2 separate regions of the Homo sapiens genome follow, and region 1 is linked to region 2. Evidence: chromatin loops called from intact Hi-C (ENCODE). Cell type or tissue: B cell. All regions are shown on one strand. Each heading gives the region's core, and the rest is flanking DNA. Links, peaks and the distances in the headings are about the cores only.

Evidence for each region. Hi-C counts contacts between places; a loop is a spot of excess contacts. Peaks named below come from ENCODE experiments on the same cell type or tissue, not always from the same donor. Only the 100,000 strongest peaks of a DNase experiment are listed, where the experiment ranks them.
Region 1: it touches region 2 in a loop (26-fold over the local background); 2 of 110 quality-filtered maps call a loop at or near these places.

Annotation. Positions count from the first base shown.
Region 1 is chr10:61,393,442-61,401,441 of GRCh38, reverse strand. No RefSeq gene overlaps it. Among named protein-coding and RNA genes, the nearest start is that of TMEM26-AS1, 55 kb to the left of the region's middle. In B cell, for the core only: no CTCF peak of the experiment used is centred there; a DNase peak (open chromatin) is centred at 3,601; H3K4me3 peaks cover 1,037 bases; H3K27ac peaks cover 717 bases.
Region 2 is chr10:61,124,307-61,139,855 of GRCh38, reverse strand. No RefSeq gene overlaps it. Among named protein-coding and RNA genes, the nearest start is that of LINC00845, 120 kb to the right of the region's middle. RefSeq lists enhancers at 3,391-3,685, 4,108-4,337. In B cell, for the core only: a CTCF peak has its summit at 360; DNase peaks (open chromatin) are centred at 3,495, 4,265 and 4,485; H3K4me3 peaks cover 503 bases; H3K27ac peaks cover 1,605 bases.

The DNA.
Region 1 (8,000 bases), core at 1-8,000, 260 kb before region 2:
TCATTTGGGCTCATCTGTCTCTCTGTGACTCCACTCTCATCAATGCCCTATTAAATCTGCATTTCCAGCCTTGTTCTAAGCTTCTCTTTAACATTTCCATGCAGAAGCACTTCTGACACTTCCAACTTAACTTGCTCACATTTGGATTCAAAACTTCTCCTCCCCCACATCTGTTTCTCTTCTTGATCGCTCAATTTCTCTTAATGGAACCATCACCCATCCAGTCATTTGGGCTCAGACTAAGGAGTTATCTTTGACTGACTCTCAAAGTCATTTGCTGCATCCTATACTCTGTTTCCTGTAATGAATATAGTTTTATTGCTTTCTCTGGTTATATAAATCATATGCGATCAATGTAGTAATTTCAAACATACAAAAGGATAAAATACATACAGAGGGTAAAACATACAGAGGGTAAAAATCACATGAACTCCCACCTTATTACAATTCATTATTAACACTTTAAAGGTTATTCTTTTGTGAACCCTTTAACATAGATACATAGATAGATAGATAGATAGATAGATATAAATGGAATAATACACTGGTTCATTCTTTAAAAATAAAAAAAAAAGGAAAGAGTTCCCAAAACTTTGGCTTAATTTAAATATGTATTTTGAACAACTTCAGCTCTCAATCTTGTCAGTATCACCTCTATGAAGGCATATATAACCTCACTTGGAGAAATGAGAGATTTTTCAGGCCTTTTGTGAATTTGAAGCCTAGACCAAATGGTGCCCCTGTGGTAAACTCTGGAATTGAAACCTCATTTTATTATTTTTTCTGTAATCCATGGAGACTCTCAGGGTACATGAGGAATAATATTTTTGCTCTGTGAATGATCAATGACGTCAACAAATATCTTTTAATATCTATCATATACAAACTACTGCTAGCTATGTGAGGGATACACAAATGAATAAGACATTTTACTTGCTTTAGAGAAAATTTTTATAACAGTGGCCTTTAAAAAATGTTGCTATAGCCTCCATAAACTTCACTCCCTGCCACCTATCTTCATGCCTGTGAAGGGCTCATTTTGGTTCTCTTTGAGTTTTGTGTGGAAGCTGCAGTCCCTAGCCTTGCTCCAACAAGCACTTTGAAATATAAGAAGAAATGCAAAAAAGAAAGTAGATCTTAGAGGGCTGATTTAAAAGAAATGAGAATTGTTTGTTTTCTGAAAACACACCTTTGCAGCTTGATGGCCCTTGATCACTGTGGGATGGGCACCATAGGATCCCCGAAACATGGCAAGAACTTATCTTAGACTTAACAGCGGTTTTGGCTATGATCTGCTGTCTTCTTTTCAAAGGATGCAGCTCTTCTGGAGAGGCTTCTGTCTGAACTCAGCCACATTTCTATGCTCAAAGTGGTAAAGTACCATTCATGTGAAAGCCCCACGGAAGACTTAAAAGCACTTTACAGGCCTTCAGAATAATTTAAAGTATATCCCTGGTAGATATCCAGGGCAGAAGATGCTCATTTGTCATATGTCAAAAAGCACTGAGGTTTATTTTTACAGAATCACTGGCTAACAGGAAGAATACTTGGGGCCATTACTCTCTAGCAACTTTAATTACAGCAACACAACGTTAGAAAGAAGATATACTTGGCCCATACTTGAGGATTATAATCTCTTAACTCTTTCAAATCCTTTTTGAAAGGTTTAAAATTGTATTTAGTGATAGTGATAAATGGCATAAAAGCCATAGAGAAAATGCTAGTTTGGGGAACATGTCAGTCATTTTTAAGAACAGATGTCCACCACCATTTCTCTCTTTTGGGAAGCAGCCCATTAAGCTGTGTGCTGCTGAATCAGACATGACAAAAAAGTTCATTCAGTCTGGTTTATTTTGGCTTGGGAGTCAACATCATGAGAGGCAATGACTGATATTTCTGGATCTGCTGTTGCTTCTACTTTAGAGACTGTTGAATCAGACTTGATTGAACTTGCAGACATCTCTGGTTCTGCTGCACACACATGCTGCTTCATAGCCTGAGTGCTGGTGATCTATATAGCATCTTGAAAATTTGTGTTTTAAAATTGCACACCTACCTGCACAGATGTAAAATCAGCACCGACCAAAATAAGCTCACCCTTGAATTTCTGCATTCTATGTTATTCCATAGAAGACTAAACATCCAGGCACTGATCCATTTATTATACCATGGCATCTCTGGGGTGACAGACACATTCATCAAAGCTCCAGTCCCTCAAAAGGATAACGCTCAGGAAATACTTGAGCAGCTATCAGATAATTCACCTTCGTCTTACGGCTTTTCTAAAACTTAATAAAAATCCTATTTTCAATTAGAATCTTCCAAAAAAAAAATAGAACTTGTTTCTCCAACTTCTTGGATAAGCTAAAGCAAACATTGACTATCATAACTTCTATTTTTTCAGCTTCAAGTCCCTCAAAAATGCTGTTTCACTTAGTGTCATGCTGTGGACTTCCTTTCAGAGGTTACCTTTACAAGGATTTTACTCATAGACTCTGCTCTTTATTTGTACTTTGAGTCACATACTCCTGGAGCCTTTGGGATCTCCTTATCTCCTTGAAAGCAAATAAATGAAAGCTGAGAAAAGGGTCAGCCTAGTTGTATTCTAGGGATGGCATACTCAAGATCAGAATTACCTGTACATAAAAGCAAAATACAAACAAAATCTATAACAAAACAAAAAATTAAGCATCTTTAGTTTTCTGCTAATAGCACATAATATTTATAATATCCTTGAAACAATTTTACTTGCCCACCATTTTAAAGTTTATACATTTTCACATCTTTATCTCAGTCTTGACAGCCAATCTGGAGGCAAGTTTTAAAAAAACAAATGAGGAAATGAGCACTCAGAGAGGTCAACAGACTTATAAAAGGTCAAGTCTTTGGGGCCAAGGGACTCAAGTCCAAAGATTCAGCTCCCAAGGTAGGAATGCATTATGAAATGACTTTATTCCAACACGGGGCAGTAGTGATAACAAATCAACTTAAAAATCTAAGTAGATTTTCTTTTCCCATTGGTCTGAAATTTTCTACACTTAGCTTTGACCAGTAAAACAGTCTCGCTGTCCCTGGAAGTGGGTGCAAACCCACTTCCATAAAATGACAACTCCATTTCTCAGCATAATCAGAATGGGATTGAATTACCACTCTTTGGGCCCTGAGCTAGTTTGTTGCCAGCAGTGTCCATTTCCAGAAATATTCAAACACTCATTAAAAATGAGAAAAGTCATTTGACTACTTCTTCCCAAACAGAAGTTTACATTGTGCACATTCACTCAAAGAAAAACGATTGCCCTTGTTTCTGTGGTACTACAATTATTCATGTCAGAGTGTTTTCTTTTGATTGTCTTCTCTTTCATATTTAGTAGAGCTGGAAAAAAGAAAACTAATTTTTCCTCCTTCCTACACTGAAACCCTTACTACTTTTCAAAAGCAATTAAAAGAATACAAGAAAGGCACCATGGCAGGGAATCTCTGGGTTTCTATGACAGAAGACCCTTCAAGTTTCCATGATACAGTTTTCTCCCTTCCTTTCTCTCCCTAGCTCTTCCTCTTTGCATGCGAGCACTTTAGGTCATGGGATATTAATCTGCAGCAAGTAAAAGTGAAACTAAAATGGCGTCTTCCTTCCTTTTCTTTCTGACTTCTTCATCTGAATAAATTAAAACCTATTCTAAACTGGCTTTGTCTATATTTCATGAAAATAAGTTCTTAAGTACTCATTAAATGCCTAGTGCTGGTGATGTCACCTCATCCTGTCTTTTGCTTCCTTAACTTTCTGTTCCTCAAGTTCTCCTAGATACCTCTTGTCAGAGTGGTACAATTCTTTCTGTAAAACCTGAAATGGTAACCTTGGAAAGTCTGAATTGCATCCAAAAAGAATTCATGACTGCGTGGGGGTGACTTTGACTTTCATGAAAATGAATGCTCCAAAACCATCAACTTTAGAAAATAATTCATTACACATTTTTTATGGTGAAGAGGGGGGATAAAAATGTCTTACATAAAAGCACCTCTTGTATGAGTATCCTGCGTGACCTATCTCTTACGAAAGAAAATGTTAGGACAGTCAGCTATTTGGAAACATTGTACGTGTAAGCTTTTATGCTGACTTTCAGCGAGAACAAGATGAATCATGAATACTTAATTTTTTTTTCCCCATGGTTATGCTTAAATCCTAGTTCAATTGTTTCAGAGTATGCACTTGGGAGACTCTGTATGTAATATGGATTTGGGTGTTAGAACTTCCAATAATTGTCTAGGTTAGGGGCCAGTGGGAATGCAGCTCCCTGGACTTTTTATCTTAGTCCTCCTTTCTTTCATTATTTGGGCAGATACTTTCATGTCTTTTTCTCTCTCAAGGTAAAAGAACACTTACCACTAGCCCCAGCATTCTGAAGGTTAACAAAATACCTTCGAAGATTTTTTTCTTAATTTTGAACAATTACAGTAAATTACAGAGTATAAGATTCATGTATCTAACATCCAGGTTTAAGAACTCTAGTATTTTGTCACATTTGCTTCAGATGTTTTAAAATATGAATACTTAAAGATAATGGAGATCAACTGAAAATCCTCTTTGTACTTCTATTCAGTTGTATTCCTCTTTCTCCCGCCTGGAGACACACATTTTCACAAATTTGGTATGTATTCTCCCAGTCTACATTTTTATATGTTTATTAATTATATTTAAACAATATGTAATATTTGAGACAATAAATTCTAATGAGCCACTAGTTGTCACTAATCCCCTCTTCTCTTCTGTCCTATCAAAACTTTGCTCTGTGGCCTAGTGAGTTCTAGTCATCCCCTCTCCCAGGCTCTTCTGTCATTAGCTAAAAAGCCAAATGGTGGGTAGAGAAGGACATGGTCAAGTTTTGGTCAAGGAACTATAAGTAATTTAAAAGGTAAGACTTCTAGTAAAACCATAATTTTCTTGGTAAGATGGGGCAGATTTAGATTCAGTTACATCTTCTGTCTCCTCTCCCTCTTTGGATCTGAGCATGGATGCAATATCTGTCGCAAGAATTATCATCTTGTGATCCTGAGGATGAAAGCATAGAAGAAGGTAAAATAAGCCATGATCCTTACAAAAGGGACCCTGGTGGCAGGTTTGAGCCTATACAAAAATAAATTTTTGAGTCCTTTAGCAAAAGTGGACTAATTAAACCTACTTACACATTATCATCCTTTGTTCATCTTTTGGACCACCAGACCAGGTAAATTTTATTCCCTCCCTCGCTTTGTGGGGACACGATTGATGGCAGCTGGGAGCCAACTTCATTTGGATCATCTTTAGCTGAAATCTTACAGGAGAAAATTACAACAGCCTGTTTGGTTGAGCCACTGTTGTTAAATTCCTTTAAATGTAGCCAAATACAATCCTAACTGGTATTGTATTATCTTGCTGTAATGATTTGTGTAAAAATGAGGTTGCCTTAACAAGTTGTTCTGCAACTTACTTTTTCCACTCAATATTACGTTTGACCTTTATCTACCTTGATATGTATCTAGTTCATTTAAAATTCACTTATTCTATTCATTTCTTCTTAAGAGATATTTAGATTGCATCTAAGTTTTTACCATTACCAATGCTATTGCTCTGTGTCGCCCTGCACATTCACATGCACAAGGGTTTCTTTAGGGTGTATGCTGGATGTGGACTCGGATGAATCTCTTTAAGATTCTTAATTTGGGTCCAAGCAGTTTTAGAAATAGAATCATTTATGAATTTAGAGGCAGATGGGTAATAGTAATCTCCAGGACTCTAAACTATTCTATTCACATTTTCTTATTTTCTTACACTATTTGTTAAGCCTCTGGAAAAACTAGAAACAAAAATCAGAAAAAACAAAATCCAGAAACAGCAGTACCTGAGTAAGAAACATCTATTTCCACCAGCTTTATGGCAGTTTCTTCTGTTAGTCCCCTTCTGGAAGTGAAACTCTACACTAAGACTTCCCAACCTTCCAGGGCTTCTCAACCTTGACACTATTAACATTTTGGGCCAGATCATTCTTTGTTATGGGGGCTGCTCTGTGCACTCTAAAATGTTTTACAGCCTCTCTGGCCTCCACTCACTAAATACTAGTTTTACATCTCTCCTCAGTTTTGACATTTAACAATGACTCCAGGCACTGCCAAATACCTTTGAGGCAGAAGGAGAGGGGGGCACAAAATCACCCATGGATAAGAACTGTTGCGCTACAGTAGCTAATCTTGTGGTATTTGGGGCCAAAATAAATAGAGAATCCCATGAAGGCAATGAGAGATCTTGCAATTTTTAAAAATGGTCATTTTAAGGCCATTAAAGAATGCTACTATAGTACTTGGTTTGAGGAAATCTATATTTCCAATCTTTAAGGTGAGGGAATTAATTTAGGATAGTTATAAAACCTTTGTAAAATAAAAATATAAAAAGAATAATAATTGCATTTAGTCTACGTGGGAATTTTTCTTAGTATGATACATATGTCTACCTCTTTAATCTTCACAACTTACTTATGACATAGGTATTATTTTATATCCATTTTATAGATGAGAAAATCGAGCTACAAGAAGGTTAAGGCTTGCTCTTCATAGAAATTCTGTTTAATTTTCATGGCAAGTCTTTAAGGTGTATGCTATTACCACCATTTCATAGATGAATAAATTGAAAGAGAGATTAAGAAACCTAACGAATATCCCATAGTGTTAAACTGTGAGTCTGTATTCAATGCGCATTAATATGGATACATTCATGAAAATGATACAAATTAAAACTGGTACCCACTTATCAATGTTATTTTGCCTTGGAGATACGGATCCCTTAAGAGGAATTTAATTACCTTTTTGTAAGTATAGAAGAACAAGATCTTATAATTTGTCATAGAACATTATGCTTATGTCTAAGTTTACAAATTTCAACTTTCTTACTCTTTCTCCTCCCCAACCCCCACAATCTTTCAAGTAAGTATTTAAATAAGGCAGCTAAACAGATGTGTAAAGCTAACAAAATGTAATAAAACATGGTGTAGGAACATAAAGTGGACTCAGAAATGATAAGGAAAAACTCTGACTATAAGGATCTATAAAAATACTGGCAAACCGAATCCAGCAGCACATCAAAAAGCTTATCCACTATGATCAAGTTGTCTTCATCCCTGGGATGCAAGGCTGGTTCAACATACGCAAATCACATAAACAGAACCAACGACAAAAACCACTTGATTATGTCAATAGATGCAGAAAAGACCTTCGATAAAATTCAACACCGCTTCATGCTAAAAACTCTCAAAAAACTAGGTATTGATGGAACATATCTCAAAATAAAAAGAGCTATTTATACACATATAAACCCACAGCCAATATCATACAGAATAGGCAAAAGCTGGAGGTATTCCCTTTGAAAACTGGCACAAGACAGGGATGTCCTCTCTCACCACTCCTATTCAACATAGTATTTATTGGAAGTTCTGGCCAGGGCAATCAGGCAAGAGAAAGAAATAAAGCGTATTTAATTAGGAAGAGAGAAAGTCAAATTGTCTCTGTTTGCAGATGACATGATTGTATATTTAGAAAACCCCATCGTCTCAGCACAAAATCTCCTTAAGCTGATAAGCAACTTCAGCAACATCTCAAGATACAAAATCAATGTGTAAAAATCACAAGCATTCCTATACACCAATAATAGACAACCAGAAAGTCAAATCATGAGTGAACTCCCATTCACAACTGCTACAAAGAGAAAAAAAAATACCTAGGAATACAATTTACAAGGGAAGTGAAGGACCTCTTCAAGGAGAACTACAGACCACTGCTCAAGGAAATAAGAGACGACACAAACAAATGGAAGAACATTCCGTACTCATGAATAGGAAGAATCAATATTGTGAAAATGGCCATACAGCCCAAAGTAATTTATAGATTCAATGCTCTCCCCATCAAGCTACCATTGACTTTCTTCACAGAATTAGAAAAAAAACTACTTTAAATTTCATATGAAACCAAAAAAGAGC
Region 2 (15,549 bases), core at 1-8,000:
TCTCCTCTTTAGAATCCTGGCCTCCTTCCCTGAGTGACACTATGAAGTCAGCCTTGACTTCAGTAAGGCACAAAGGAGCACTAACATGTTATTTTCCTCTGCTGGCTCTCTCATCTCCCCGCCCCTCTCCTTCCTGTTTTAATCAATTCCTGCAGAGTACTTCGAGGAATCCATTCTCAGGCCCTAAAGTCCCTGCGTGGCCAAGTTGCTCACTGGTACGGGGAGCTGAAGGTAACAAGGATAGGCTTCACTTCTCTGAGAGCAAGAAGGGAGCCTGTATATTCATTGCAGAGAATGCGGCAATTGCATCAATTTTGTGGCAAGAAATTCGACACTGCAAAAAACGGGGACTGGAAGGGTTGGGCCTAAGGGGAAAAAAAGGGAAAAGAAGAAAAAGGAAGAAAGAAAGGGAGGAAAGGAGAAGAGAGAAAGAAAGAAAGGAGGGAGAGAAGAAGATTAAAGTAAAAGAGAAAGAGAGAGAAAGAAAAAGAAAGGAAGAAGGAAAGGAAGGAAGGGAGGGAGGAAGGAAGGGAGAGAGGAACAAAGCAAGGAAAAGAAAAGAAAAAGAAGCCCTCTGAAATGATTCATACTCTGCTAATCTTTCCAAAGGAAGAAAAACCTGTTAATGACAGATTAGGACAGCAGTCTTGTAGTTAATTTTTATTTTCTATTACCATCATCAAAATATGTTTAAGGAGGGCCCTTGCCAAATTAAAATCAAGAAAGATTGGCCATCTGTGAAAGTTAAAGGAACATGGAAAGAGTCGGAGAACAGAGGAACAACTCAGGGTATAAAGAAGCATTTCTTTAATTCATGATTGTTTTTTGGGTTGTCCTTGTTTAACATAGGCATGCAGGGTAGAAGAATTTGGAATCTTTAAATAAATAAAACATTGCAATCATGCTGAGTTATTCAAGTCATTCACTCAGGGAGTTGGCCCCAAGAGAGTTAATTAGAATCTCTTGGGGATGAGCAGGTTCCATTTGCTGTAGAAGCCAAGTGAAGCCTGAGAGGAAGCAGTTGTTGGAAAAGTTAGAGCAAGGCTGATGGTTCACGAAGACAAATTAGAGCCTGAGAGAGCTTGGTGAACTGATGCAGATGCTGGAGGAGCAGAATCTTAGTGAACAGGTTCAATGTTTTATTTAAGCATACTGACGCTGGTTACCAAAAGCTGAGGCCCTATTAGCTGGAAGGGTTCAAGGCTGTAATTCTCTTGGTAGCAAAATAGGAATAAGTCAGTGGTTCTCAAAGTCTGGTCCCAAGACCAGCAGCATCAGAATCAGCATCCCTTGGGAAATTATTAAAAATGGAAATTCTTGGACCTCATTCCGACTCACTGAATCAGAAACTGTGTTGCAGGGACCCGCTCAGATTGCTTTGTCTACTGAAGTGTGGGAGTCACTACAATAAACGACTGGAATAAATGACTGAAATGGTTCAAAACTCTGATTATAATTAAATAGTGATTCAAGAAGTCTTTCCCATCCTGCTGCTTCACCCAGGTGGAAGCCACCATGGTCTCATGCCAAAACACCTACAACATCCCCTTCTCTGGTCTCCCTGTCTCCAGGCTCAAGGCTCTCCAGTCAACTTCTCACACTGCAAGAAAAGTGAGACTTTTAAATTACAAACCAAGTACTGTCCCTTCCTATAAATGACCTTCAGTAGTATCCCGTAGTATTTAGGATCGAGTCCAATTGGTGACCTGACTTCTGCCTTTGTCACTCCACAGCAGGCTCCCAAGCTGCTATCTCTTTGCATTCTAGGCTCCAACAAAGTCAAATTGCTTTTAGCTACTGGAATCCAGCTTTCAGGCCACTTAGCTTGCTGTTTCTACCACCTGAGGCTTTCTTTCCTTGTCTATTCATCAGCCAGTCTGGAGACAACTCAGTGGAAAGGGGCACTCCATGAGGGTAGGAGTGGTTAGAAAGAGGAAGCCAGTAAAATGTATCCCACAAAATTGACATGTTAAAGTCCTAGCCCCTGGTACCTTAGAACATAACCAACCATATTTGGAGATAAGATCTTTAAAGAGGTAAATAAGTTAAAATGAGGTCATTAGGCTGGGCCCTAATCCTGTCTGACTGATGTCCTTATAAGAAGATGAGTTTAAGATACACACATGCACTGAGGAATGACCATGTGAGGACACAGAGTGGAGACAGCATCTCCAAGCCAAGGAGAAAGCCCCTGGAAGGAACCCAGCCCTGTTGACACCTTGATTTCCACCTGCAGCCTTCAGAGCTGTGACAGTGCATTCCTGTTGCTTAAACCACCAGCCCGTGTGCTTTGTTATGGCCCAGCTGACTATGCAAGAGCTATAGGCACAAGGTAACTGTAACTAGTTTTATATTTGTGCTTCAATGACATTATAATAAAAAGTATTAGATCCTAAAGAGAGAGAGAGAGAGATTGAAAAAGAGAAAGAGGAAGCCACGAAGGGGAGAAAGGACAGAAACCCTGAGCCAAGCCAAGCCAAGCAAGTATAGATGCAACTGTGAAATAGGGGCCACAGGATCTTGACACCTGCCCTGCCCCCCAAGTCTTTACCTTCTGCAGGTGTTCAACCTATCCCTGGCTTCACCTTTAATATGCCCAGCCTCTTCTGAAATCTCTGGCCCCCAACACAAAACACCTTCTGGAGAGTAGGCTATCAGTGGCTTCCAGGATGGTAATTAGCTACCTGATCACCTCATATGCAGCGGTCTTTGGAGTGTTGTCCCCAGAGCAGTGCTACCACTACCGGGAAACTTCTTCAGAAATGCAAATTATTGGGCCCCAAAACTTACCATATCAGAAACTCTAGGGCAGGGCCCTGCAATCTGTATTTTTAAAAGCACTTCAGATGACTTTTAGACAAACTAAAATGTGAGAATCACTGTGTAAAGTATTTGTGTAGGCTATGCTAATGGAACACCATATGTTCTCCTTGCCCCATAAAAGGGCATTATAATTTGGGCCTTGGGTGATAACACCCCTCCCTCTTTTGTGCAAACCACAAGATTGTCTCCATTGTTAGGACTTAAGATCAGACAATTTGAAGAGGGTCCACAACACCTATTATATTCAACTGTATAGGTAGTAGTGACTGACAGTAACTATAGCAACACTAGTAATCACAGCAAATCCTGGAGAACATTTAGTAACCCCCTATAACATGATTTACTCATATATATCCCACATATATAACCTTGGAAAGTAGGAGTTATTCTTCCCCTGTAATGAGTTGCAAAAACCAAGTCTCAAAGGGATCAGCTGATTTGCCTAAAGACACTTGACAAGAAAGTGATAAGCCAATGACTTAAATGTGCGTCTGTCTAGCTCCAAACCACTAGCTCCGCAGTCCCACTTATTCCTACAAAGATACAGGGGTGGTCACTGGAAGACATTCTGCTCCTTGAACCAGACCTACCTTCCAAGCAAACACAGCAATGTGTTGACTGCACTTTTGGCCTTCCTGCCTTTCTTCCAGCCTCTGATGCGGTGTTTGCTTTGGGGGTTCTCTTCTCCTCACTGACCAATGACTGTGATAATGCAGTTGGCATTTCCTGTTGCCATGCTGAAGGTGGAAGACAGTGATGTAGTGTGTGAGAGAGAGTGCCTTCCAGATGAAATGCAATGTGTAAATGGAAATTGTCATCATTATCCTCTGAACAAATGGGGAAGATGCACATTGGTTCTAGCAGAACTGGAAGAAAAAATTGGAGTTTGAACAAAAGCATTATTAATTTAAGAAACTGCCTGAATTTGCCTCTGGCAGTTTTCTTTGTAAACACCGTTAACACCCTGGAATGCTTGAATTGTATCTAAATGCATAGCTTAAATATGTAAAAACAGAAACCTAGGCATTACTTTTAGGCACCCAGAGAATTGTTTGCTTCTAAAACCTACCAGAACAAAATAAAACTAGCATATGAGACTTCAGAATTATGAGGGTCTAATATTTCTTATGAAATTGTTTCATAGAATATAGAATTGTTGATCTCCCTTTCCTCCCTCAAAACCAGATATAATTTACAACTGACAAAATACAGCTTTGTAATACTGCTCGTGCAGAACGTGCTTGTATTTGTATTTTTCTATAACATGAACATGGTTTAGAGGGTAAATGGCTGGAGTAAGGGATATCTTTAAGCAACAGGGTTATTTAAGTGGCCAAGTCACAGCTGAGTAACTTTGTAAATGAGCCTGGTAAAGTCAACTCCACAGAGAAGAATATTTGCATATTTATGACCTCATTCTGAAGTGGAAAGCCCCTCGCTCAGGCACCATGGTGGGAGGCATTCAGAGAAGGTAAGTTTTGGACACTAGAATCAAACAAGTTATACTTCCCAAAAGGAAAAAATATGTATGATTTTGAGTGAGGTTATTCTAATTGAAAAGCCATCCCACCATCAGCGAGTTCTCAAGTTTTCCCAAGTAATCTAGAAAGTAAACATGGGCTTGCCAGTCCTCTGGCACCTGCAATGCATTTGGGGAAATCCTGTCTGCATTTGATGTGCTTACACACCCTGGAGCCCCTCCCCTCCCCCATTTAGAAGCACGTAGAGATAGGACAGGTAAAGTAGTTGCTGCTAGCCATGAACCAACCAGTCTATGGGGCAAATTGCTAGTAAACTAGCATCTCCATGGGCCATGAGAGCTTCAAGGCTTGAATCTCTTGCCAAAGTACAGAATAATCATGACAATGACCAATATAGATGGGATCTTACAATGGGTTGGGTAAGCACTTTATATATATTGTATGATTTAATCCTCCCAACAATCTTGTTAAGCAATTTCTTATTAAATTAATAAATGATTAGCAAAGAAATAAATAATATTAAAATGACTATTATTTTCATTTTACAGATGAGGACACTAAGGCACAAAAATTATGTAATTTGCCAAAGGTAAAACAGCTAGAAAGCAACAGGAACAGGATTCAAAGTCAGTCTGTCTCCAGGATCCATAGAGTCATCACTAGTCATGGGAAGATTGGGCTTTCAAGTTTGGCACCATAGAACTGAATTCCAGCTCAGTTACTTGGGGGTCAAACATGATCCTGAGTAAGTGACTTAACCTGAAAAATGGGTACAAATCTGAACTAGGAGGATTGTCATGAAGAAGGTACTTAGTACTTAACAGGCACTCAATAAACAGTTGCTTAAGGTATGTCTCCATCAAACACACCAACAGCTCTGGATATGATCCGATATTGGAATGACATTTATGAAACTTGAGTCATTTTCCTAGCTAAATATCTGAGAGGCATAAAGTAGGATGATCGCAAACCATAAGGGAAAGAATTCTATGCATGCACACATGCAAATATACACACACTGGATTCTTATAGAACTCAGAAAACAGAAAACACTTGCTTTCTATATTCAATTATTTGCAAACCCTACCAAAAGCTGACCAAAGATCTAAACTTAATTCTGAATCTAATTTTTGTTGGGAGAGGGTCAGGAATTTATACTTTGAGTGTCAATAATATATATAAAATTTTAAACACAGAACACTTTATATACACAAATATATAAAAAATACAAAGTATGGGGTGTGCATGTGTTCGTGTGCCTACATGTGCATTCTCCTCTAGGGTGGTTTTATAACAAATGGACCTCATTGCTACAGTCCGTTTTGAAACTTTCTCTTGACTGGGCTAGAATGATCCCAAACTACCCAAAATTGATTTCACTTAGGTCCTGTGTCTCTGACATTATTAAGAAGAGATTTTTTTCCTTTCGCAAACAATTTAACAATTTTTCAAACATGGGTAATGACCTTACTTTTCCTCTTATCCTTTTACCATAGGCCTTCGTGTGACACAACTAGAAAAGCACATGAGATTATGAATGACTTTTTGCTGCCTTTCAAAGCAGGAACCATGAATTAGTATTGATTGTGCTTTCTCATCCATTTCCCACTTATTTGGTTTCTTTCTCTATGTTCTATGGGAAAGAAAAGGCTATTTTAAGAGTAGAGAAGATTGGTTGCTTCTTTTCAAAAGCCTTTTTACCTTGTTCTACTGGGTTTAAACTCAATGGATTCATCCAAAATAATTTTCTGTTCATTGGGATATTATTAAGAAGATTGCCATTATGGTAAGTTCTAATATGTATTTTTTAGCTCTGGAAGACACAAGAAGTTCCCCAGGCTGTAAATATCCCCCAGTAGTACCCTGCCACTCTAGTTTTGTTCAACATCTTCTGGTAAAATGTCCATGGAGAAAAAGAGAGTAAAATGATTTTCTGTTTGTTATTTTGATAGACAGGAACAGAGACTTGTTCAAGTCAATTAAAGAAAAGAAAGATAGAGTGGACTATCACAAAGTCATTGTAAAAATACAGGAGGATATGTAATTCAACTTTTCCCCTAAATGTACAGAAGAACCATTTGCTGCTTTCTCTGAACACTTCATTGTGTCTTTGTCCTCCTGGAAAAGTGTGGATGTGATGCAGGACAAGCAAAGCCTCAGATTGGGGCTTAGCCTGGGAGGGTTCTTGACTTTGCCCAGGAAAGAATTCAAGAGCAAAGTGGTGGTAATAGACAGCAACTTTTATTGAGGTGGTAGTATACAGCAGAGGTACTGCTTTTGAAGAACAGGGCTGATCCATAGGCAGTATGCCCAGAGTAGCAGCTCAGGTGCAGTTCTACAGTCATATTTATACCTAATTTTAATTCTACACAAATTAAAGGGTAGATTATCCAGAAATTTCTAGAAAAGAGGTGGTAACTTGTGGATCATTCGTTCATTGCCATGGAAAGGGATGGTAGCTTCTGGGTGTTACCATGGCAATGGTAAACTGACATGGCACTGTTGGGCATGTCTCATGGAGAGGTGTTTTCCTTTTCCCTGTTTAAGCCAGTCTTCAATCTGGCCTGTAGTCTAAGCCCTGCCTCCAAAGTAAAGTCCCAGCTCCTACCTCAAATGGGCCTCTTCTGTCTGAGAAGCTCCTCACTTTTCATAGCAGAGAAGGAGGCAGAGGATGTAGGCTTTACCAGCCAGGTAATTCACTGTGGCAGTCACCAGGAGTAACACATTGCAGCTAGGTCTAAGATGACTTGTAGGTGTCCTGCCTTGATCCCTGTGAAGATGGTGGTATCATTTCACTAATATAGAGATGGCAGGTCTGGAGAAGAGGAAGATGAGTTTGCATTTGCATTTGTACATGTTGACTTTGGGGCACTTAGGAAACATTTGGGTGCATTGCTGGGTTTGAATCTCATGAGGGATTTCAGCTGGAGGAACAAGTCAAGTGACCTGCCCAAGCTACATGGCTTGGTGGTGGTGGTGCTGAGACTTGAATGAAGTCAGGCTAGAGTGTGTTCTACCAGCCTGTGCTGCCCGAGTCAAGCCAATCAGTGAAATTATGAGCTGTAAAGCTGCCTTTCTGGCCCTAACCTCTTCCTCTTGCTTTCTGTTCCACTGACTCAGCTTGCATCCTTCCCATGCCTCCTAGTTTCTCCTTCTCTTTTATCTTAATTTAAACTGTGTTCAGAAAAAGATCCATGAATTATGGCCTTCCCCAGGGGGCTTGAGTCTTTAACAACAACTCACCTTGGGCAATGATCATGATGGGAATAAACATGATGATGGAAACTACAATGATGACGAGAGTAACAGGATTATTTATGGATATTATTTTTTATTTTGTCGATCCTGGGTTTTCCCCTGTACCTTTCTAAGTCTATGCAGATTGTTCTTCTATCTCAATGAATATTTGCACTGAAAGATCTGACCCTACCCAAAACTTCCATTCCTGGGTCTTTCCAAAGCAGAAACCCTTAGGGTAATGCTGCCAGATAAAATATAGAATGCCAAGTTAAATATACATTTTAGATAAATGATTTTTTTAGTGTTTGTCCCAAGAATTGCATGGAACATATTTATACTAAAAAAAAATGTTGTTAATCTGAAATTCAAATTTAATTGGGCAGAGATTTTTTTTCTTTTCTTTTCTTTTTTCTAAATCTGGAGACCCTGCTATAGGGGTGAAAGGAGAGAGACTTTGCAAATATGACATAGGAATAAATGAGGGAAAAGAAAGTAACAGGAGAGAGGGGAACCCCCAAGTCCAGGACAAATTCTGAGGGTCCCTCGGGAACTGGGTCTGAACTCACCCCTAGCACTAAAGAGAGCTTGTGGGACCTCAGTGGAGAGGGACTAAATGGTGGCCCACAGGGGTCTAGGCCCTTGGCCTTAGAGTGTGCAGCAAAGTCCCAGGACCAAGCAAGGCAGATACAAGTGTTCCCTAACAGTGAATGGCCATATGTATTTAGACAACTACTCTTTTCTCTATTAGGCCACAGGACTGGGAGGGGGTAGCCTAATAATGACTGAAAGAAAATTTCCTACCAATGAAAGAGAACAAAGAAAAAGACTCAGAGCTGAATTCAATTTTATCTAAAGGAAATAATGTGACATCTCAAAAACTAGTTTTGTGAAGCTACCTTTGAAACTGTGAAATAATAATCATTACTGTTAAATATTGAGTATTTTCTATGTGACATGCACCACGTTAAATATTTTATCTACATTATTTGGTTTCTTTATTACAAAATGATTATGGCACACAAGCAGCCCTTTGTTAATGGAGTGTCAGACTTTGGGGAGTAGGTGAGGAGATCATAAGAGGAGGGGAACAGGAGACATCAATCTATGCCTGCGTCACTTATTGATTAGTCTGGCTCTGGCTGGAAAACTAATTCAGATATAAAGAAAAAATTATCCCAGAAATACACTTCACCAAATAGACAAAATATTTGTTTCAGGAGCCAGGCCTGTGTTAATCTCTCTTGCCCTTCCAGTTAAAAGGCAAAAAGCATTAGTCCTGATGTAAATATTTAATTTCCTTGCTTCAGGCATATTTTTTTGGCCTGGCTTAGATCTTGACACCTTCCATGTAATCAAGTTAAGTTCTTCCAAGCTTTGTAACCCTATAAGGAATAGTCTGTGTCTTGGGCCAAGGTTTCAGTTAAAGTATTATTTTCTACAATTCTTTTCACCTGGAAGAGGGAAAATTTTCTTTCCAATTGCCACAATTTCACACCTCCCAGCTGAGAGAATTTGTTCATCCAGTACTCAGTGTACCTTCTCTGATAGGAAGAAGCAAACAGTCATTGGTCTAACTTGGAAACATTTTGTGATCCCCACATACCTTAGCAAAAAGCTTTAAAATGACTTTTCTCTCACCACATGCTGAAAAATAAATGATACTCTGGCATCTGGTTTTGCAGTCTCAAGTTACCTTCAGCGGATCACTAGTAAAAGTAATCTTGCTCAACCATGGCTAGCATTGTAATGACTGTCCATGATTAGAAAGTTTATGAAAGGAGACAGGTCATGAAAAGAGATTCCTTCAGTCCTGAACAAAAGCTCAGCAATTATGTTTTGAAGAGGTTTTACCATTTAGCCTGAAAGATGAACTTCTTAACCAAATTTATTAGAAAGAAGGTTTTTTAGGAGAGTTTTGTTTTATAGGAATTATGGTCAAGCTTGCCTGGTATAGAAACCTGACACCACAAATAGTTCAATAGGAGGTTAACCTTAAATATCTCACTGTTAAAAACAAGGAGCCACTAACTTCAATGCAAGCCTCTTGCACTGAGGGGGCTCCCCATCCTCCACCAATGAAAGCCAGAGATGATGTTTTCTTTGTGTATAAAATGGAAGGCATATATGTGAATAAAAAATCTTCACTCCAATGCAGATCCTGCAACTGCAACATTCTTAGCATTTATTCTACTTCATAAATTGCCATAAGTCAATGGGAATTTTCTCACTGATAGAGATAACTCAGATCCAGACCCATCTCCACCTGGATATCTCACAGATCCTTCAAGATCAGAAAAACTTCCTTATTTTTCTCTGCCTTTTAAAAATGTATGTATTCTGAGCTAGGTTTCTCACTGTTGGCAATTGGAGAAATATGAAGGCAAGAAAGACTAGAATCTACCATTATCAGTATGAACTCATGGTTTTTAAAATATAGATAAATAAATAGAGAAATAGAGATATCTATATCCTAGCCTGTCCAACGAGGGAATCTAGAAAAACTGTGACCCCAGTAGCAATGAGTGCACCTAGATTTTGGTACTAGGAACCAGTACTTCTTGGACATAAGGTAGATTCTAAGGTTTGAACAGGGAAAATACAACATAAGCTTGAAGTAGTATACCACTCCAGAAAGTAAGAAAGTGTTCAAAATACAATGGAACCTAGCAAAAGGACACGGGAACCAATTTGAAGGGACTCCCAGTGGTAAAATCAGAGAAAATTTGAACATGAAAATAAATAATGACAGTGGTGGATTATAATCCATTAAAAAAAATAAAATCCATGAGCCCATACTGATATAAATAAATGAATAAATAGACAGGGGAGCCAGGAAAGCTCTTCCTTATAGTAATATAGATGGAGTAATATAAATATAGAAGCAATGACAGATTAGAAAATCACTGACGGATGTTCAAGCTATCGTATGAAAGCCTGATAAGGAACATGATACTTATATAGCCTCAAAGTATTTCCCACAAAATTCTCATTAATAACAAGGGGGAAAATGAATAATGCTAGTGAAGAAGGCTAGAGGACACCCCACCAAGTTATCAATGTTGGCATCACCAGTATTCAGGCAAACCTATATTATGTGTCTCCTTCTATAATAAATTGAGAATGACACAACCTAACTTCTCTTCTTTCTGTCTAAAAGTGTACAACCTGAACTTAATCATAAAGAAACAATGGAAAAACCCAAACTGAGGGATGTTCTACAAAAAAACTGGTTTGTATTTCTCAAAAATGCCAGGATCAATAAAGACAAAGAAAAGTTAAAGAGCTGTTTAAGTGAATGGACAATTACAGAGACAACTACATGCAATACATGAATCTGAATTGTATCCTGTACTAAGAAAGAAAAGTCTATAAAGAACATAATTGAAGCAACTGACAAAATTTGATGAAAGATTGTCAATTAGATAATAGTATTATATCAATATTAAATATCATGTTTATTTTACTGTGAGATGTGAGTATATGTTCTTTTCTTGGGAGATATACACCAAAGTATTCAGGAGTAAAGAAGCACAATGTCTCTAACTTGCTCTCAAATGGTTCAGAAAAAAAATGGATCTGTGGTGTGTGTATGTGTGTGTGTGTGTGTGTGTGTGCGTGTGTGTGTGTGTGTGCGCAGAGCAAGAGAGAGCACAAAAGCAAATAGGGCAAGATGTAAGTCGGTGAATATGGATACAACATAAGGTGATTTATAGTATTTTTGTAACTTTTCTGTAAGCTTAAAATTCTATCAGAATAAAAAGTTATAAAAATCTACCCATACTTCAGTCCCCAGTGGAATCCCTACCTCTTCTATGAAACCTTTTTTCCCACTACAGAATGAAGTCTGTAGATCACAGAATTTTATTGCTGGAAGAAACTAGATACTTTCTCCAGAGAAATCCTGTAGCATGCTGAGTCTGCATTATTCCATTGGTAATTGATCAAAAGGCTTCCTAGGAAGTCACTTCTCTTGTCTTCATCTGTTACCAAAATCTTTTGCCATCATTTATCTCCCCAATTACATTGTAAGCTCCTTGAGACCTGAAAATGTGTCTTAACAAGTTCCTTAACCTTTCTCACACCTTCTCCTCCTCCAGCCCCACAACCCACAGCCTCCTTGCAAAACACAACACACACAAACACACACACACACACACAGAGGCCAAGTCCTCCTACCTTTTGCTTATTCTTTACCTTGCCGGTTTCAGCTTAGAAACCATCTCCTCCAACCCTTTATGACATCTTAGACTGGGTTAAATGATCCATGTTCCTCATAGCATCCCATTCTTACCCACTTATCTTGCTGAATTGAACTTGGCTATTTTCTCATCTATCTTCCTTACCAGACTCCCTCAAGCCCTCCTTGAAGGCTAAGATTGGGGGTAGGGCTTAAGGGCTCACTGAATATTTGTTGAGTAACTAAATGAGTAAAAAATGTTTAATTTTTGGAAATCAACACTTCTGGACAGTTTCTATACTAGTTTCAGGTAATCTGTGAGTGATACAGATTTCCAGGACCCTGCTGGGATGTGATGAATCTTTGCAGAGTAGGTCCTGAAGACCAAATGTATAAAAGGTTCTTTGGGCAGTTCTGGTGTGCATTATCATTTAGAACCATAGGTTGAATAGATTGAAAACATTTCCCCTTATTTCTCTCACCTCTTCCCACAAATTTTCCACTTTTTCTGTAATCTACCCTTAGAGTAAAATTTCCCATAATGTCACTTATTGAGATCCTGGGGTTTCTACTTAATTTATACTTTTGCTGTTGAAGTATGGCTGTTGCTGACTTGGCTTCGCAGATGCTTCCAAATGGTATCTCTAAAGAACTCTGATAAATGAACTAGAAAAATTGAAAAATTAAAATAATATTGATCAAAAGAGTATATACTAGCTAGTCGAAACAATAAATAAGCCAATATATCATTTTCTTCAGAGACAAAAACATCTAAATAAATCACCTAAAATCTGATCTGCAGAGTTCTTAAGTATTGCCAGTTAAAGAGAATTTTGCCCAACATTTTTTTTTTAAAAAGAACTCTGAAAGGCCCTTGTGTCCATCCAAAATGTGAGGCTAGTTGGCACCAAAGTCATCAATTTACAAATCTGGGAAGAAACACAAAAGAAATACATTTAAACATATCCAAGGCTTTATGAGAAAATAATTTAAAAAGACAACATGTAGTATAAACTATGAAAGAGAAAAAGATTTATTTTCTAGATCTGGTTCTACCAGAAAAGAAATACTTTCTTTTCCCACTTATGGTAATTGGTTTGTTCTCACGCTGCTATGAAGAAATATATGAGACTGGGTAATTTATAAAGAAAAGAGGTTTAATCGACTGAAAGTTCCACACGGCCAGGGAGGCCTCAAGAAACTTACAATTATGGTGGAAGGCACTGCTTCACAGGGCAGCAGGAGAGAAAATGAACCCAAGCAGGGGAAATGCCAGATGCTTATAAAACCATAGATTTCTTGAGAAATCACTCACTATCACGAGAACAGCATGGGGGAAACCACCCCCATGATTCAATCACCTCCCACTGGGTCCCTCCCACAACACGTGGGGATTATGGGATTACAATTCAATATGAGATTTGGGTGGGGACACAAAGCCAAACCATATCAAGCAGTTACTTTGAATTAAGCCAACTGTTCATATCCCTTGAAGTATATTGGTAGTGCCCTCAAAGTTTCTCAAAAATGGGGGTGGTGGTTTAAAGTATATCAGCTTTTTGTGAGGTTCCTAATAACATGATATTTTTACTCTATAAATGGAAGGTGGTAGGTTAATGCAGTCTGTTTATAACTTACTATAACATTTATGCCATGTGATTCTAGATAAGCAGCAATAAGAAGACATTTACTTCTCTTCTTATCTCTTAAATGCCATGATTTTATCATCATCTTTACTTTGGGTTCGTGAAATGAAAGACAGGCAAAGAAATCAATGGCCAGCATCTTGAACACTGTGACATAAATTATCCCTGCATTAACAATTTACTAATTGATAGAGCCAAGGGAGATAAAGCAAGATCCCAATGTAAGTGAAATAAACTGTGTGCATATATAAATAATTCATATTTTAATTAAAATTGCCTACAGAACATCAAGATATTCCAAAATCATTTAGGCCAACACATATTTTATCAGCTTAAAAAGAAAATAAGAAGTCACCAAACATAACTTTGCAGTGTTGTTGAAGGTCCCCAAACGTAGGTCACATGCTTTCACTCTGTGCCTTGTTCTATAATTAGCTCTTGGTGTCAAGAGGAGGAAATGCACACTGAACAGCAGGTACACAGTCGGTTTTGCTGCATGAAGCATAATGAGGATTTCAGATTTAACACACTAATACTTGTTTTATTACCGTAGTCAATTGTCCATGCATCTTAGGATTCATGTTGTGTGCATTGGCTAAGTCATGTTTCTTTCATTAGCTGAAGCAATTAATGTACATTCAGCCTTTTAAGTACTATCTCTTTATGCATTATCCTTGTGTAATTCAGTTTGCAATGATTAAAATAATTTTTCAATGGAGATGCCACAGCATAATGAAAAAATATACAGCCCTAATGTAAGAAGCATTTGTAAACATTTTTAGGAGGATATTGTTTGTTGTTACACAACACTGTAACAGATGGCTGTAAAAAGCAGCTCAAACTCAAGAACCAGCAGAGAGACAGACCTCAGGGGACTGGGGTAAATGGGTAGAAGAAAGAGAGATTTTATTCTTTTGAAAGAGAATTTAACAGCGTGTCAGAAATAGTTTTTGGTCTGCCTTTTTGTTAGTGTATTTAAGGACCAAATATTGGCTAGTCTTTATAATTAATAACTCGATCTCATTAAACCTTTCAGCCATTTTTAAAAAAAATTTAAGTAGGGGGTCTCAGTATGTTGCCCAGAGTGATCTCAAACTCCTGGCCTCAAGTGATTCTTCCTGCCTTAGCCTCCCGTGTAGTTGAGATTACAAGTACAAGCCGCCATGCCAGGCCCTTTTAACTACTGAGCACTTACTTTGTGCCAGGCCCCAGGAGACAACTTTTACATGCAGCCTCTTATTCAGTCACAGTAACAAAGAAACTAAGACAAAGAGGGGTGAAATAACTTACCCAAGAGTCTCATTGCTAGTTAGTCATAGAGGTGGGATCTATCCCATAACCCTCTTCCTTTTATGACCTAGTAGAGTGGTTAAGGATCTGGGCTGCATGGGTTTGTGTTTGTGTGTCCCTATATATCAGCCAAGGGACTTTGAGCAAGTTACTTAACCTCTCCGAGCCTCAGTTCCTCCTCAGTAAAAATGGAGACAGTGATAGAAACCTAGCTCGCAGTGTTGTGAAGATTAAGGAAGTTCATATGTGCCAAGTGCTTAGAAGAATACCTGGCACGTAGCAAGTATTTGCTAAGTGTGTGCTGTTGTTATTACTATCACTATGCTATCCTGCCTGTTCTGTGTTGTGTGCTTTTCTGTTTCAGGACTAATTGTTTCTTTGTTTTAAGCAAGATGTTATGCTATTGTGATGCCTATTAATAAATGAACATGTGTGTAAATGGCCTTAGAGATGGTTGTTTCACACTTGCTACATGTCATAACCGAAATCCAAGATTAATTAACTTTCTGAATATCTTTCCTAATTTAACAAGTGATTATCCAATTTAATGTACATGGACAATGATTTCAATAAATATATTTTCTAATTATGTTTCACTTCTGTGAGCATGATGTGATAATTTAGTCTTTAGCAGCTAGATGCATGTGATTAGACAAAATTGCTCAGATATTGAGAACATTGTGAAATATTTCCTTTAGATTCTCACTCAGCATAAAATGGATCTATTGTGACTGATTACATTTCATACTCAGGCTAGCTGTTTCTGAGTGCCAACTCTGGTACTGCTCCCTTTGCCTGTATAGTGCCTCCTTTGATTTTTTATTCGATATACTCCTTCCCTTCCTCAGAAACCCAGACTAAATGTCACCTCCAGGAAGCCTTCCAGACATGC